2 separate regions of the Homo sapiens genome follow, and region 2 is linked to region 1. Evidence: chromatin loops called from intact Hi-C (ENCODE). Cell type or tissue: mammary epithelial cell. All regions are shown on one strand.

What was found. A loop is a pair of places that touch in the nucleus more often than their neighbours do. Peaks named below come from ENCODE experiments on the same cell type or tissue, not always from the same donor. Only the 100,000 strongest peaks of a DNase experiment are listed, where the experiment ranks them.
Region 2: a loop joins it to region 1, with 12 times the contacts of the local background. A loop is called at or near these places in 6 of 110 quality-filtered maps.

What each region holds. Positions count from the first base shown.
Region 1 is chr10:24,614,411-24,622,410 of GRCh38, reverse strand. ARHGAP21 (Rho GTPase activating protein 21) reads left to right here. Exons shown (of 26, transcript NM_020824.4): 9 at 1,042-2,938. Among named protein-coding and RNA genes, the nearest start is that of ARHGAP21, 110 kb to the left of the region's middle. In mammary epithelial cell, a CTCF peak has its summit at 4,464 (motif pointing left); a DNase peak (open chromatin) is centred at 3,860; H3K27ac peaks cover 1,493 bases.
Region 2 is chr10:24,986,793-24,994,792 of GRCh38, reverse strand. ENKUR (enkurin, TRPC channel interacting protein) reads left to right here. Exons shown (of 6, transcript NM_145010.4): 4 at 4,184-4,330. It also overlaps a transcript of THNSL1 not described here. Among named protein-coding and RNA genes, the nearest start is that of ENKUR, 25 kb to the left of the region's middle. In mammary epithelial cell, no CTCF peak of the experiment used is centred here; no DNase peak of the experiment used is centred here.

The sequences.
Region 1 (8,000 bases):
TCCTGTCACTACTACTTTGCTGTTACGTTTGTGGCTGCACTTGAGCTTTGCAAGCTGTCGAATGCAAAGAGCAGGATGTGATGATAGTCTTGAGTTAAGCTTGTTTTGATTAGGGGAAGATGTGTTACCACATCTGTCTCAGATGCTGAACATAGTCCCTGTGTTGCACTGATGAGCTCTGTTTTGTAAAGTCTCTATAGTTGATTTCTGTTATTCTTAAGGCTTTAAAAATATTGCTGAATAATTTTACAAATAGTTGATAAAAAACTATTTAGGCTGCATGCCTGCCTGTTAGTAATAGAGAAATGTCTCCTTATAATAAGTAAAGGAGACCAAATAAATTTGTATGATATACTTTTGCATTAGCTTAAAATAAAAATATAAATTATATACAGAACGATGAGTTACCTTTTTTCATGTTTTTCTGCCTTTATTATATGTGCTTTATTTCTTAAACTTGCATATTATCTTACTTTAAATATTAAAATACTTAGCATGGCTGCTGAAGGTCTTAATTTGTCAAAATGGATTATTCTTAGGGACTCTGTAATGGTTAATTGACAAGATGCTTCAAATAAATTAGACTTAATTTATTATAGTAGTAGTACTTAAAATGCATTTAAGATTTTTAATATTTTCACCTTTTCTCTGGCAAAATACATGAATCTTCCTTTGCTGGGATTTATTTGGCAGCCATTTAACCTGTCAACTGCTGAAACTCAGAAGGCTTGAATGGGGAGAATTTTAGAAGTAATGTGGGTACATCTAATTGGTTGGGTAGAAATTTGATGAGTTTCACATGTTTTGAGCAAAGAGGTGATTGTAATTTGTATGTGTTGCAGATTCTACAGTTTATTTGATTTCTGAGAGACTAGCTCTTTCTAGATTTGTAGAGTACCCTTATGTTGTGTTTGCATGCATGCTATAGTGAATGTCACTCAGGAACGAGGTAGGACATAGATAAAATAGTGCACTGTAAAAATGGAAATTATTATTCTTTTTATGAATTTCCAGTGACACCTTCCTCTCATTTCTATACAGGCATATTCTCAAGATGCCTACCTGAAAGGCAACGAAGCTTATAGCGGCAATGCCCGCAATATACCTGAACCTCCACCAATCTGCTATCCCTGGCTGCCATCTGCCCCATCAGCCATGGCACAGCCAGTTGAAATATCTCCTCCTGACTCATCATTGAGCAAACAGCAAACCAGTACACCAGTACTGACACAACCTGGTAGGGCCTATAGAATGGAAATACAAGTGCCTCCATCACCAACAGATGTTGCAAAATCAAACACAGCAGTGTGTGTTTGCAATGAAAGTGTAAGGACTGTCATTGTGCCTTCTGAGAAGGTTGTAGATTTGTTATCCAATAGAAACAACCATACAGGTCCTTCACATAGAACTGAAGAAGTGAGGTATGGCGTGAGTGAGCAGACCTCTTTAAAAACAGTGTCAAGAACCACATCACCACCATTATCAATTCCCACCACTCATCTAATTCATCAGCCTGCAGGCTCCAGATCACTGGAACCTTCTGGAATTTTACTTAAGTCTGGAAATTACAGTGGACATTCTGATGGAATCTCAAGCAGCAGATCTCAAGCTGTGGAGGCTCCCTCTGTATCTGTTAATCACTATTCGCCAAATTCCCATCAGCACATAGACTGGAAAAACTATAAAACTTACAAAGAGTATATTGATAACAGACGATTGCACATAGGTTGTCGGACAATACAAGAAAGATTAGATAGTTTAAGAGCAGCATCTCAAAGCACGACAGATTATAACCAGGTCGTCCCCAACCGCACTACTTTGCAGGGACGACGTCGAAGCACCTCTCATGATCGAGTGCCCCAGTCTGTCCAGATACGGCAACGCAGTGTGTCCCAAGAAAGACTGGAAGATTCTGTGCTAATGAAGTATTGTCCAAGAAGTGCATCTCAAGGAGCACTGACGTCTCCATCTGTTAGTTTTAGTAATCATAGAACTCGTTCATGGGATTATATTGAGGGACAGGATGAAACCTTAGAAAATGTCAATTCTGGAACTCCAATACCTGATTCCAATGGAGAGAAAAAACAGACTTACAAGTGGAGTGGGTTTACTGAACAGGATGATAGACGAGGTATTTGTGAAAGACCTAGGCAGCAAGAAATTCATAAATCTTTTCGAGGTTCCAATTTTACTGTGGCTCCAAGCGTTGTTAATTCTGATAACAGGCGAATGAGTGGTAGAGGAGTGGGATCTGTGTCGCAGTTTAAAAAAATTCCACCAGATCTAAAAACATTGCAGTCAAACAGAAATTTTCAGACTACTTGTGGAATGTCACTGCCTCGGGGTATTTCACAAGACAGGTCACCTCTTGTGAAAGTCCGAAGTAATTCTCTGAAAGCTCCTTCCACGCATGTCACAAAACCATCATTTAGCCAGAAATCATTTGTTTCTATCAAAGACCAAAGACCAGTAAATCACTTGCATCAGAACAGTCTGTTGAATCAGCAGACATGGGTAAGGACTGACAGTGCCCCCGATCAGCAAGTGGAGACTGGGAAATCCCCCTCTTTATCTGGAGCCTCTGCCAAGCCTGCCCCTCAGTCGAGTGAAAACGCTGGTACTTCAGATTTAGAACTACCTGTCAGTCAAAGGAATCAAGATTTAAGTTTACAAGAGGCTGAAACTGAGCAATCAGATACTTTAGATAATAAAGAAGCTGTCATCCTAAGGGAAAAACCTCCATCTGGACGCCAGACACCGCAGCCTTTAAGGCATCAGTCTTACATCTTGGCAGTAAATGACCAGGAGACCGGGTCAGACACTACCTGCTGGCTGCCCAATGATGCACGTCGAGAGGTCCACATAAAAAGAATGGAGGAAAGAAAAGCCTCGAGTACCAGTCCGCCTGGCGATTCTTTGGCTTCCATCCCATTTATAGGTGAGCTCATTTAGAGTCATTGGCTAATATGCCAAATGTATAAGAAATCTTTCCAGAAAAGTATTATTTCTAGTTCAATAGGCATAGAAGTCTTACACTGTGATTTTAAAATGTTTCTAGTGAATCTCATAAGCTGTGCTTCAACCAGAGCTTTCACAAACCTCTTTAAAAGTTATTTCTAGTACCAATTTTCCTTTTTTTAAAAAAAAAACAAAAACTTCATGTACCTAGTACCCATTTCAAATTTTTATTTTGATGAAACAAATTCCTGAGATTAAGGAAATCAGCGAAGCAAATTATACCTAATTGTTGATTCAGGTGAATGAAAAACCAAGTGGAACAGTTTTGATAATTAGTTACCAACCTTTCATTTAAACAGTGCTTTTACTTTCTAAAACATATTTCTTTGTAAATTTAACGTGTACTGAGAGAAAAGACCTCTTCATTGTCAAGTTAGTTTGCCATACTATAAATCCTGGAACAGATTTAGAGAAGTTACTTAAATTATAAGCGTGTGCCACAGTTGCCGGCACCTGTCCTGTTGAGTCTTCTGTCTGCTCCCTCCCACCCCAGATCTGTTCTCCATACAGCAGCCAGTGTGATGTTTTTAAAAATGTCAATTAGATCACACCACTCCTCTGTGCAGAACCCTCTGTTTCCTTCCCATTCATCTCACCCAAAATAGCATGCAAAATCCTCCCGTGATCTGAAAGGCCCTCCATGGTCTGCCTCACAACTCCCTCTCTGATGGTGTCAGAGAGATCCTACTTCGTGATCTCCTATCACAATCTTCCATGTGCATCCCATCTGCAGCCTCACCAGCCTCCTTGCTGTCAGGTGTGTGTTGCTACAGGGACAGGTACAGCTGGTTTCTAACCCTGGTATACATTCCACAGATAGTTAACAAGCCTCTGTCTTCCTCATGACATTTGGGTCTCTGCTCAAAGATCTTATCCAAGCAGGCTTTGTGACTCACCTATCTAAAACAGGTATCCCACGCACAGACACAGAAACGGACATTCTCTTCCCTTAAGCTTTTTTATTTATCTTCGTATTACTGTTTCCACTTGACATGTTTTGTTTTTTTGTTACATGTTTCTCAGTAGAACTAAAACATAAACTACATGAGAGCAGAGATTTAAAATCTTTGGTTCACTTTTGTGTCCCTAATGCCTAGAACACTGCGTGGCACATAAAGAATTCACTCAGTAAGTATTTGTTGAGATAATGGCTGAAAGACAATTTTGAAATGCTGGTTAAATGTATAGCACAACAATACAGTTCTCATCATGACTGTGCAGCTCTAAAACATCATCTGCTAACAGGTGATGACTTATGTCCTTAATATTATCTTCATTTTATAAGTGAGAAATTTAAGGTATAGAGAGGCTAAATAACATCTCTAAAATCGCATAGTAAGTGATAAGAGACAGGGTCTCTAGGTTTGCCTCATTCAGCCTCGTCCCAGAGCACAGCTCCAGGGAGCACGCCATTTATATGGAATGCCTGTGAAGAGCGCCCCCTGGAGGCATGCGATGCAGGGGCTTTTTTCCTTCTCTTTTTGCCACCAACCAAGGCCATACTTGTAGTCCCCCTGGTGTCCCATGGGTTTATGAAAAGAGTTCTCCATCATTTTACAATATAATATGCTTCTCTTTGAGTACTAGTTGAGTTTTTCTTTTCTACGGGAACATTTTTAAAGCTGTTGAGGACTGTTGTTTCTTTTCTACGGAAACATTTTTAAAGCTATCAATTGTAAAGCTATTGATAGCTTTAAAAATGTTTCTTGAGAAAACACTTAATTGGATAGGTGACACTAAAAGCTTTTTTAAAAAGTTCCACACAGCTTATGTTTTTTTTTATAAATCGGATATATTCAAGTTGTCAACATTGTGGGGAATCTCAACCTAAATTGTACCCATATTCATATCTATACCCCTAAGGCCAAGCTCAGCAAATAGTAGACTCCTGTTGTAGATGGAATCTTATACATCATCTAGAATAGATATTTTATAGAAGGCAACTGATGACGAATGATTGTTTTATGAAGTTTTAAAATGTAAAAAAATCTTACAACCTGTGGCTGTTTCACAGGCCCATGCGATCTTATCAGAACAGTGGCATCATATTTTCTTCCTACATAATAACAACAATATAATCAGATTACATTGGAGTAGTAAAAAAATGTGCTGGATATATCTGTTAATATTTCTTCCTAGTTATGAAGTATAGAAATAAAACAATTATGTTATTAAAGAGAAGATTTTGGCTAAAATAGAAAATAAAGATCTGTATAATTCTATATACATATAGATTGATGTAAATAAATAATTTTATTTACTAAGAATAAAAGTACTCTCTAATTAGTTCCTATCTTATTTGACTTTCGCCCTCCTTCCCCCGCTGCTCACCTTCTGCTGTGCGGCCCAGCTCCTAACCGGCCATGGACCAGTACCAGTCTGCAGCGCAGGAGTTGAGGACCCCTGCTATATACTAAGGTTGCAGGAGGCATACAGGCATACAAAACAAAATGAATACATTTTGTTTTTAAATTTGGAATATTACTCATTAACAGTATTTTGTTTACTGTTCCCACCCCCCACTTTATAAAGCTGCATAGTAAGTCCTGAAAATAAATTTCAACTTCTTTTATAAGTAAACACAAACCTCAACAATGTGAGCTGTTCATGAGTAATCTCACGGTGAATAGCAGATATTACAATGTGTTCTAAAATCCTGACTTCCTACACTTCTCTAATTTATACCACTCATTACTAGTAATACAAAAATGCTACGACTGTTACCTACACTCAGGGTTTCATCTTAACTTTCTTTCTCCATAGTTTTGTCATATCTCTTAAGACTCCTCCTCCATCTTACCCCAACATTGGCTGCGTGTGTGCTCAGTTGAGGGTTAGCCCTAAGTTAAATTGAATTTGATGGTCACAGCCTTATTGGCACTGCCATATCAAGATGATTTAGAAGTGTTAGATTTGGTAAGATATAGCTGGATTACATTGTCCATACAGGGGAACTTAGCTCCCTGAAATTTACCCAAAGGGAAGAGGTGACCATTCCCTATACCCAGTTTCTCCCTTTGGGAGCTCTGGGCTCAGTGCCAGTGGTGATATGACAGGACGATGCAATGAGCACCCAGCCCTTCTTTAATACTAATTCAGGCTGAGTCTTAGCAAATAGTCTGTTTATAAAGAGAAATCATATACTTTATCATCTTACATCTTTTATAAAGAGAAATCATGTACTTATCATCTTTATATGTCTTTTTCATATATTGGCTTTTCCCAAAAATGTGATGCCATTGGTACTTAAGCTTAGAGATTTTTGCTTCCACTATTTGAGTAACGATGTGAGGTAATTTAAAAAATAATAAAATAGTCCGGGTGCAGTGGCTTGCGCCCGTAATCCCAGCACTTTGGGAGGCTGAGGCAGTCAGATCACTTGAGGTTGGGAGTTCAAGACCAGCCTGGCCAACACAGTGAAACTCCATCTCTACAAAAAAAAATACAAAAATATTAGCTGGGCGTGGTGGGGTGCCTGTGAGCCCAGCTACTTGGGAGGCGGAGGCAGGAGAATTGCTTGAACCTGGGAAGCAGAGGTTGCAAAGAGCTGAGATCGTACCACTGCACTCCAGCCTGGGCGACAGAATAGTGAGACTCCACTCAAAAAATAAAATAAAATAATAAAATAACAAAAACTTATGCCGTGCTTTATAATCTACCACATACTTTATAATGTACCAGTCCTTACCATAACCCAGTGGGGAATTTATGGCAGAATTAATAACCCGTTTTATGGATAAGGAAAGTTAAGTACTTTGCTGAAGCTCTCTCAGAGAACTGACAGAGCCGATTGCCTGTTGGCTGCAAATTTCATATTCTTTGGACAGTGCCTCAAAATGAGCAAAAATTTAAATCTTGGATTTTACTTTTTTAAATCTTAGCTTGAAAAATCATTCTAAGTTTTATGCCGACTATTATTAGCTCAGATCACCCAGGTTTGAATTGGCATCTCTTCCCCATGCTTTTGTCATATCTCTAAGACTTCTCCTCCTCCCTCTTACCCCAACGTTGGCTGTATGTGTGCTCAGTGAGGGTTAGCCTAAGCTAAATTGAATTTGATGGTCATAGCCTTAACGGCACTGCCATATCCAGATGGTTTAGAAGTGTCGAGTTCGTTAACAAAAATGTTCCACCAATAAATAATTTTAGATGCTCTTTTATCTTTTCTTTGATAGTAGCATTAGTTTTTTTTGTTTGTTTTTGAGACGGAATTTCACTTTCGTTGCCTAAACTGGAGTGCAATGACACGATCTCAGCTCACTGCAACCTCCGCCTCCCGGGTTCAAGTGATTCTCCTGCCTCAGCCTCCCGAGTAGCTGGGATTACAGGTGTGCACCACCATGCCCAGCTAATTTTTTGTATTTTTAGTAGAAACGGGGTTTCACCATGTTAGCCAGACTGATCTCACAAACTCCTGACCTCAGGTGATCCGTCCCCCTCAGCCTCCCAAAGTGCTGGGATTACAGGTATGAGCCACCGCACCTGGCCACATTAACTTTTATTCTGAAACACTTTAAATTTCTTTGTAGCACACTTTATAGATTGCTATGCTTATTTATTTAGGGAAATACGTTTTTTTTAAAACCTAGCCGCATTTTTTTTTTTTTTTTGAGATGGAGTCTCACTCTGTCACCCAGCCTGGAGTGCAGTGGCATGATCTCGGCTCACTGCAACCTCTGCCTTCCAGGTTCAAGCGATTCTCCCACCTCAGTCTCCCAAGTAGCTGGGATTACAGGCGTGTGCCACCACACCCGGCTAATTTTTGTATTTTTAGTAGAAACGGGGTTTCACCATGTTGGCCAAGCTGGTCTCGAACTCCTGATCCGCCTGCCTCAACCTCCCAAAGTGCTGGAATTACAGGCGTGAGCCACTGTGCCCTCCCAAAACCTAGCTCTTATAAACTATGAAATTGTTTCACTAAAGTAGACTTTGGAGCCTTTTCACCTAGTTCCTTTAATGTTGAAAATAGACCCAAATCTCAA
Region 2 (8,000 bases), 370 kb before region 1:
ACCTCAGCCTCCCAAAGTGCTGGGATTGCAGACATAAGCCACTGCACCCAGCCAAATACAGATCTTTAAAATAAAAAAGCTTACAAAAAATCTTATTTAATGCTACTTTATTTTGCGCACTTATAAAGCTTAAAAGTGCTTGAAACACACAAAATATGAATGCAGGCTGGGCACAGTGGCTCACAACTGTAATCCCAGCACTTTAGAAGGCCAGGAGGATTGCTTGAGGTCAGGAGTTCAAGTCCATCTTGGCCAACATGGTGACACCCCATCTCTACTAAAAATACAAAAATTAGCCAGGCGTGGTGGTGTGTGCCTGTAATCCCAGCTACTCGGGTGGCTAAGGCACGAGAATCGCTTGATCCCAGGAGGCGGGGGTTGCAGTGAGCCAAGGTCGCGTCACTGCACTCCAGCCTGGGTGACAGAGCGAGACTCGGTGTCAAAAAAAAAAAAAAAGAGTGCAGAATTCTAAAGAATAATAAGTTGCATCAAGAAGAAATGAAGGAAGGGAGGGAGAAAGGAAAGGAAGGAAGGAAAAAGGAAGAGAGAGATAAAGAAAAAGGAAGAGAGATAAAGAAAAAAAGAAAAGAAATTGCAATAGTGATGTACAGGGACCTAAAATTGAAGAGTCCAGTGATCTACCATGATAAATCCAATGCCAGTGGAAAATCAAAACAGGACCCTCAAGGCTGTTTTCAGAGGACACTGTCTTCTCAGGAATCTAGGAGTTCCCAGGATAAGCCAATAAAGTTACTTCAGGCTTCTCCAGGTACTTCCTCCTTCTGTGGCCCCTGGAAACTGTTTTATAGTCGTTGTCCCACAGGATAGGGAAAAGTGGAAAACTCACTCTCATGGCTCTTAAAGCCACTTCCAGTCCATTATTTCTCCATGATCATATGAAAAGTCTTTACTGGTCATGCCACCACCTGTCACACACTCTGCCCCTCCCTTCTGGCTGCTCTCTAAGCTGTCCACTTGAATGCATTTTCTACCTTCAACAGGAAATTTGGAGTATCCATCATGGAAACAGAAAAATACCAGAGTTTACCAAACCATGAAAGCACTGTGCACCTAATGCCCTTTTGGTGTTGCTGACTAAGCAATCAGTGCTCATGAAAGACTTACTCAATTTACTTTTCCCTTATCAGAGTTAAGTTTTAAAGATCTATCATTGGTAGGTGAGATAGTAAATAAATTCTTTTAAAGTCAATGTCATATTTTTATAAAATGAGTGAACTCCCATTTCAGCTCCAAGTGAATTATATGCCATTCATACCATGAGAAACAATTTCTGAAAACAAGCAAGGATAGATGATCACATGAGGTATTTAGCAATACCAGTAAAGACATTCTTTCAAAGTCTAACTCTGCCACTTAGTAACTGTGATTTCCAACAATCCATTGGATTTATCACAGGGTTGTAGTGAGGATTAAATTATATAAAGTATATTGAGCACTTGACACAAAATGTGACACCTAATAAAAGAACAAAGAGTGAATAGTATAATATATGCAATTTTATTAACAGTATGCATTAGCCTCCGGTGATTCAGCCCATAGGAATATTTCAGATCATTGAAGCTTTTGCTCATTTGTGAGTTTTTTTTCTGAACTGTATCACACCATTCCCTTTCTTTTTAAAAACACTTAATTTAATTTTTTTTAGAGATGGAGTCTCACTATGTTGCCCAGGCTGGTCTTGAACTTTTGGGCTCAAGCAGTTCTCCTGCCTAGCTGTCCCAAAGTGCTGGGGTTACAGGCTTGAGCCACTGCGCCCAGTCATTCTCTTTCTTAAACAGAGTATGCCAAATATAATTTAATCTTTCTGTGATCCTGCAGAATCATCATGATGAAGCTCCATTATTGTACTAAGCTGTAATGAGGTGTTTCCTTCAGTGTTTCCTGAAGTGGATTGGCCTGTCTCACTCACTGCACCAGCTGACCAGAATACTGGCCTCCCAGAGTCTATTTGTATTGTCCTCTGCAGCTTCCAGAACACATTTATATCTAGGATTTCTATCCCTTGTTCAGTCAGGATGGGTTAAGTTACACTGTGATGACAAACAATCCCCAAATTTCAGTAACTTAAAGCAACAAAGTGTTATTGTTTGCTTTTGCCACGTGCCCTTTGAGGGTTGTTACAGGCTCTGCTTCTTGTCCTTCTTCCAGGACCCAGAAAAATCTAAACATTGCTTGTCACTAGACCAGACAGGAAAAGACACAGCAAGTCATCCACTAATTCTTAAGACTCCTATCGAGAAGTGGCAGAGGTCACCTCCACTGACACTGAGCAATTCAGGGCATATGGCTACATCTTACTTTATGAGGACAACACAGGAAAGTGTTGTCCTACCAAGTGTCTAGAAGGAGAACAGAATATTTGTCAGAATTTTAATGACTACCATACCTCCCAACTGCTGCTTCTTCGGAGAGTTCCTCCCCGACCTCCTTATTTATCTAAAATAGCCCCTATTATTTTCTTTTCCCCCACTATCCTTCTTTATTTTACTTCAGAACACATACATATTATTTCATTCTCTATTTTTGGTGAGTCTCTGTCACCATAGAATGCAAATTCCCTGAAGACGGAAACTTTGCCTTTTTTATTCACTAGTATTCCTAGCACCAAGTACATTCTCAAACATCTTTTGAAGAAGGAATACATAGTAATTCTGTTTCTATAGATGGTGAAATCAAACGCATTTACTAAGCTGAAAGAATCACAGCTGATGGCTTCACTGTCAGTCGTTGTGACATGGGAAAATTCCCTTATTCCCCTCGCAGAGTGTACCATAGGGCTGTGGCTCACTTCTTCAGTGCCCCACTGCTCACACTTCTAGGGGGAGCATGCCGAAGGGCAGGTTGTGAGGCTCTGACTCCAAAGCAGGGTCTATGGGTCGATGTTTACAGCTCCTGAAGCCGCAGTGGGCGTGTGTTACAGGGTGCTCTTTTGGTTTAGCTGTCCATAGGTGGCTTGTGTTTGCTCAATTAGACTCCCTGCCTTATGACAAGGACAGAGGGCTTCCAAAGGACTTTCTGTATCCCAGGAGTCTTGCCTTGGTATACTTGAAGAATTGGATCACACGTGGGCTTGGAGAATGAGTGCAAGGTTTTATTGAGTGGAAGTAGCTTCAGCAGATGGGAGAGCCAGAAGGGAGATGGTTTTTCCCTGGAGCCGGGCAGCTCTGTGGCCCGGGCTCTCCTCCCACCACCCCGGCCAAACTCTGCGTTGTTCCACTGATCGATGGCCTGCCGGCATGCTGGTGCCCATTGGTGTGCTCTTTTGTTGGCACGCCCCTGTCAACAGCCTCCACTTATACGTTCTTCCATTGATGTGTTCCTCTCGACGTCCAGCCATTTGTGTGCCTGCCTGCTAGGGTCTCGGGGGGTTTTATAGGCACAGGATGGAGGCATAAGTTTTCAAAGACTTTGTCTTTTCTTTAACGAGACCACGAAAAAGAGACTTCAAAATATTCAAGATATTTCAGGTAAAAACTGAAGCATGTAGAAGGTAGAAGGTAGAAAAGCCAACTCTTGAATATCTTATTCAAGATATTTCAGGTAAAAACTGAAGAACGTAGAAGGTAGAAAAGCCAACTCTTAGGAGTAAAGTATCAGCCAGGAGCAGGCGTGGGAAACATTCAGAAAAGGGAAAACAAGCAACTGCAATAACAACTCCATTTATTTATGTATTTAGAGATGGAGTCACACTCTGACACCCAGGCTGGAGTGCAGTGGCACCTTGGCTCACTGTAACCTCTGCCTCCCAGATTCAAGAGATTTTTGTGCCTCAGCCACCCGAATAGCTGGGACTACTGGCACATGCCACGATGCCTGGCTAATTTCTGTATTTTTAGTAGAGACGGGGTTTCACCATGTTGGCCAGGCTGGTCTCGAACTCCTGACCTCAAGTGATCCACCCCCCCACCCCTCAGCCTCCCAAAGTGCTGGGATTACAGGTGTGAGCCACTATGCCTGGGCAATAACAACTCCATTTTAAAAGGCAGGAATCTACTAGCTCTCAATGGAGGGAAAAAAGTCACTGAATTTTGTCAATTTACAGGGTTTTGAACAAAGGATTTAGTCTGTACCATTTCTTTTTCTTCCATCATCAGTTGATACGTACCCATATGTAAGATTGCATACAAAATATTGATTACTTTTTTCTGCAAAATCTTTTTAGGATTATGGTGTCACACCTGAATACATATGTAAGCGAAACGAGGAAATAAAGAAAGCCCAAGAAGACTATGATCGTTATATCCAGGAAAACCTTAAGAAAGCAGCTATGAAAAGGCTCTCCGATGAAGAAAGGGAGGCAGTTTTGCAGGTGTGTGTTCTGCCATTTACATTCATCTGTAACTCTTTGGATCATCTCTGAAAGAAAGGTGTACCATCACTTTGATGATTAAAGTCAGCACTTGGATTTTGAAATCAGAACAATCTCTTTGGGTTACAGTTAAAAACTACATACAGCAAAGCTGACTCTTTGGAGAGAGCAAAAAGTTGTGATATAGGGATTCATTTAATAATATTTTATTTCCAATTTGGTGAACTGTTTTTTTCCTGAACTAGTGTTGTAAGGAAGCCTACCTTCCTCTACAACGAACATGCATGAAATGAAGCAAATAAAGCATTTTTATTTTCATTTTTATGCCCCTGAGTTTGTGAAAAATAATATTCATAAATTAGATATTTTTCACTAGATGGAGCTCTAGAATAATTGAAACTGTCCTTAAAACAACTTTTTTTCCTTTCCTATAAGGCAAATGTCCAAAATTTTAAATAAACAGGTGCTAGGTTTCACATATGTTTTTCTTGTTTTTAATTACATAGACTTAAAGATATATTTATATTGGATTTTTTAATGCAGGGCTTTTATCTGAAGCATTTAAAATATTAGGGGGTGTAAGAGTTTCTGCTTCATCATTTGTATGAGCGTTTAATTAAACACCTCTTTGTACTTTTTATAGTCATACTGTCTCTTATAGAGGCAGAAATAATACTTAATTCTTTGTTTATTTTTCATTTTGAAAGCATCCCACGAAGCCATTTCTAGTTTATTATTAATCTCTGTTGAAAAATGGATTCATATGCTGTTACAACTTCTGAACATTTTATCAATGTCATCATAATCATCAATAAACATTTCTTAAATGCTAAACCCTGAGGATATTTTAAAAGGCATAAGATTTTTTAAAATATCTGCAGTGGAGTATTGTGCAATTTAATTAGTGAGAGGTACTATGGATCTATGTACATGTATAGATGTGAATATGTGTATGTGTGCAGCTCTTAAGTTTCATAAGGTTCCAAGGCACTAGTCACCCCTGGAGGATTGTAGATCGTTAGCTGGGCCTGAAAATGTAGAGTGACGGCATGTCCCAGACAGTAGGAGTGGCTCAAAGGCAAGGACGGTGTCTCTTTGCTGACAGCAGCATCCCCAGTGCCTAGCACAGTGCCCAGTGAAAACGCAGATGTTCAGAAATGGTCTGCTGCAAAGGAGGAAGGCAGACAGGCAGGAAGGAAGGCTGGCAGACATGGAAGTGAGAATTGGCATGTCATTTTCAGGGAGAGTTCTCGTCTGTGGCCCATTCTGTCTCTCTCATTTGGATTTTCCCATTTTCAGAAAGTACGTGCCTTTGTGAAAGCCAGGTTTTTACACCTAAATGATGCTGAAAAATAAGAATATGACAAAGAACTTAGAAGTGACAGGTCCTTCCCTTCTGTGTCTTTTTGGCTGTAGGAGATAAGCAGCCCTCAGCTTCCCATTACGGTCGCTACAGAGTTACCCTTTGATGTGATGATAGCAAATCATCCACTGGACGCCTTATGAGCCAGGGAGCAGAGCTGCCATAGTAACAAAGCCACCGGCTGGCCTCCTGACGAGCCCTGAGCCACACTTCCTTCCCTAGGCAAGAGTTGCATGTAGTTCGATGACAATCTGGTTGTATGTCCCTGAGTAAGCCACATTCTGCTCATTCTTCATAAAATAACAGTCTCATTATACCTGGACAGGATCATCTGGTCTAGTGATTCCAAACTTCTCATTTTTAAAATGAGGAATATATATATATATATATATATATATATATATATATATATATATATATATATATATATATATACATATGCTGTGTCACTCTACATTTTCAGGCCAGCTAAAGATCTATAATCCTCCAGTGGTGACTAGTGCATTGGAACCTTATGAAACTGAGGAGCTGCACACAGACACACATTCATATCTCTACATGTACATAGATCCGTAGTTCCTCTCACCAATTAAATTGCAAAATTCTCTATTTATACGTATTTTATATATAAATAAATTATATATAACATATGTACAATATAAAAAATAAATTTTACTTATATATAAATATATATACACATATATAAATATATACACATATATACATATATAAATATATATACACATATATAAATATATATATACACATATATAAATATATATACACACATATAAATATATATACATATATAAATATATATACACATATATATAAATATATATATACACATATATATATATATATACATTTTTTTTTGAGATGAAGTCTTGCTCTGTCACCCAGGCTGAAGTGCAGTGGCATGATCTTGGCTCATTGCAACCTCCACCTCTCAAGTTCAAATGATTCTCATGCCTCAGCCTCCCGAGTAGCTGAAACTACAGGCATGCACCACCACGCCCACCTAATTTTTTTGTATTTTTTAGTAAAGATGGGGTTTCGCTGTGTTGCCCAGGCTGGTCTTAAACTCCTGGCCTCAGGTGATCCACCCGCCTTGGCTTCCCAAAGTGCTAGGATTACAGGCGTGAGCCAATCTGCCCAGCCGTTAATACAAATACATTGTGGGCCCCTTTGTTCATTCATTTATTTATTGAATATCTAGTGTGTTCCAGCCAGAGGGATACTGTACAGAGCAAAATAAACACAGTCCTCAGTGTCAGTGAACTTAGAGTTTGATTTTCATTTCTCTTTGGTCACAAAACTATCAAGTACATCAATAGGGACTAAAACTCATTTACCAATTGCCAGGCTGGTGTTTCCCCCACTACAGAACACATACTTGCAGAGGAGGTAACAAAGGGAGGCTACTTCAGTCAGGGCTCCAGCAGGAAATCGAAGGCACACTCAGCTAGGACTTGGAAGAGAATTTATGTTTGTTTATTTTATGTATTTATTTGAGACAGTCTTGCTCTGTTGCCTAGGCTGGAGTGCAGTGGCACAATCACGGCTCACTGCTAGCTGGGATACCACCATGCCTGGCTGATTTTTTTTTATTTCATTTTTTTATTTTTAGAGAGGGAGTCTGACTATGTTGCCCAGGCTGGTCTCAAATTCCTGGCCTCAAGCAATCCTCCTCCCTCAGCCTCTCAAAGTGTTGGGATTGCAGGCATGAGCAGTGGCCACTGAAGAGAATTTATGAAGGAATTATTGACAGAAGTGAAGTAGGGTTAAGGGAACCAACAAGAAGCACTGAGGCACCCCAGGAGCAGGGACAGTAGGAATTTACCACCACCTACGCTTGAAAGGCAGCAGGCACAAGAAGCAGTGTTGTCAGAATCCAGTGAGAGCTGGAGCTGGGCTGAGGGTCATAGTCACAGATGAATGCAGCTAGAACCCATGTCTAGACTGTCCTAGGAGAGGAGGAGAAATGCCCCAACCTCACTCTCCACCCTCCAGGGCCTTCTGTGGCTGAACTCAGGCCAGAGGGCGAAAGAGCTGGGAGCACCCCACAAGGTGGAGAATGTTTGGGGGTGGGCGAGGGTGCAAAAGGAGCATGAAACTGAAAACTTCTTATTATAAGATCACTTCTCCCTGTCTGAATTTTTTCCAAAATGAACGATATTATTTCAGCTTTAAAATAGAAGAGAGGAAAATTAAGAATTAACAATAAGGGAAAATCACTATTGCTGCAACACATGAAGTATCTTTTTAGATGAAATAATGAAAAAACCTCTTAAAGTCAGCACGTAG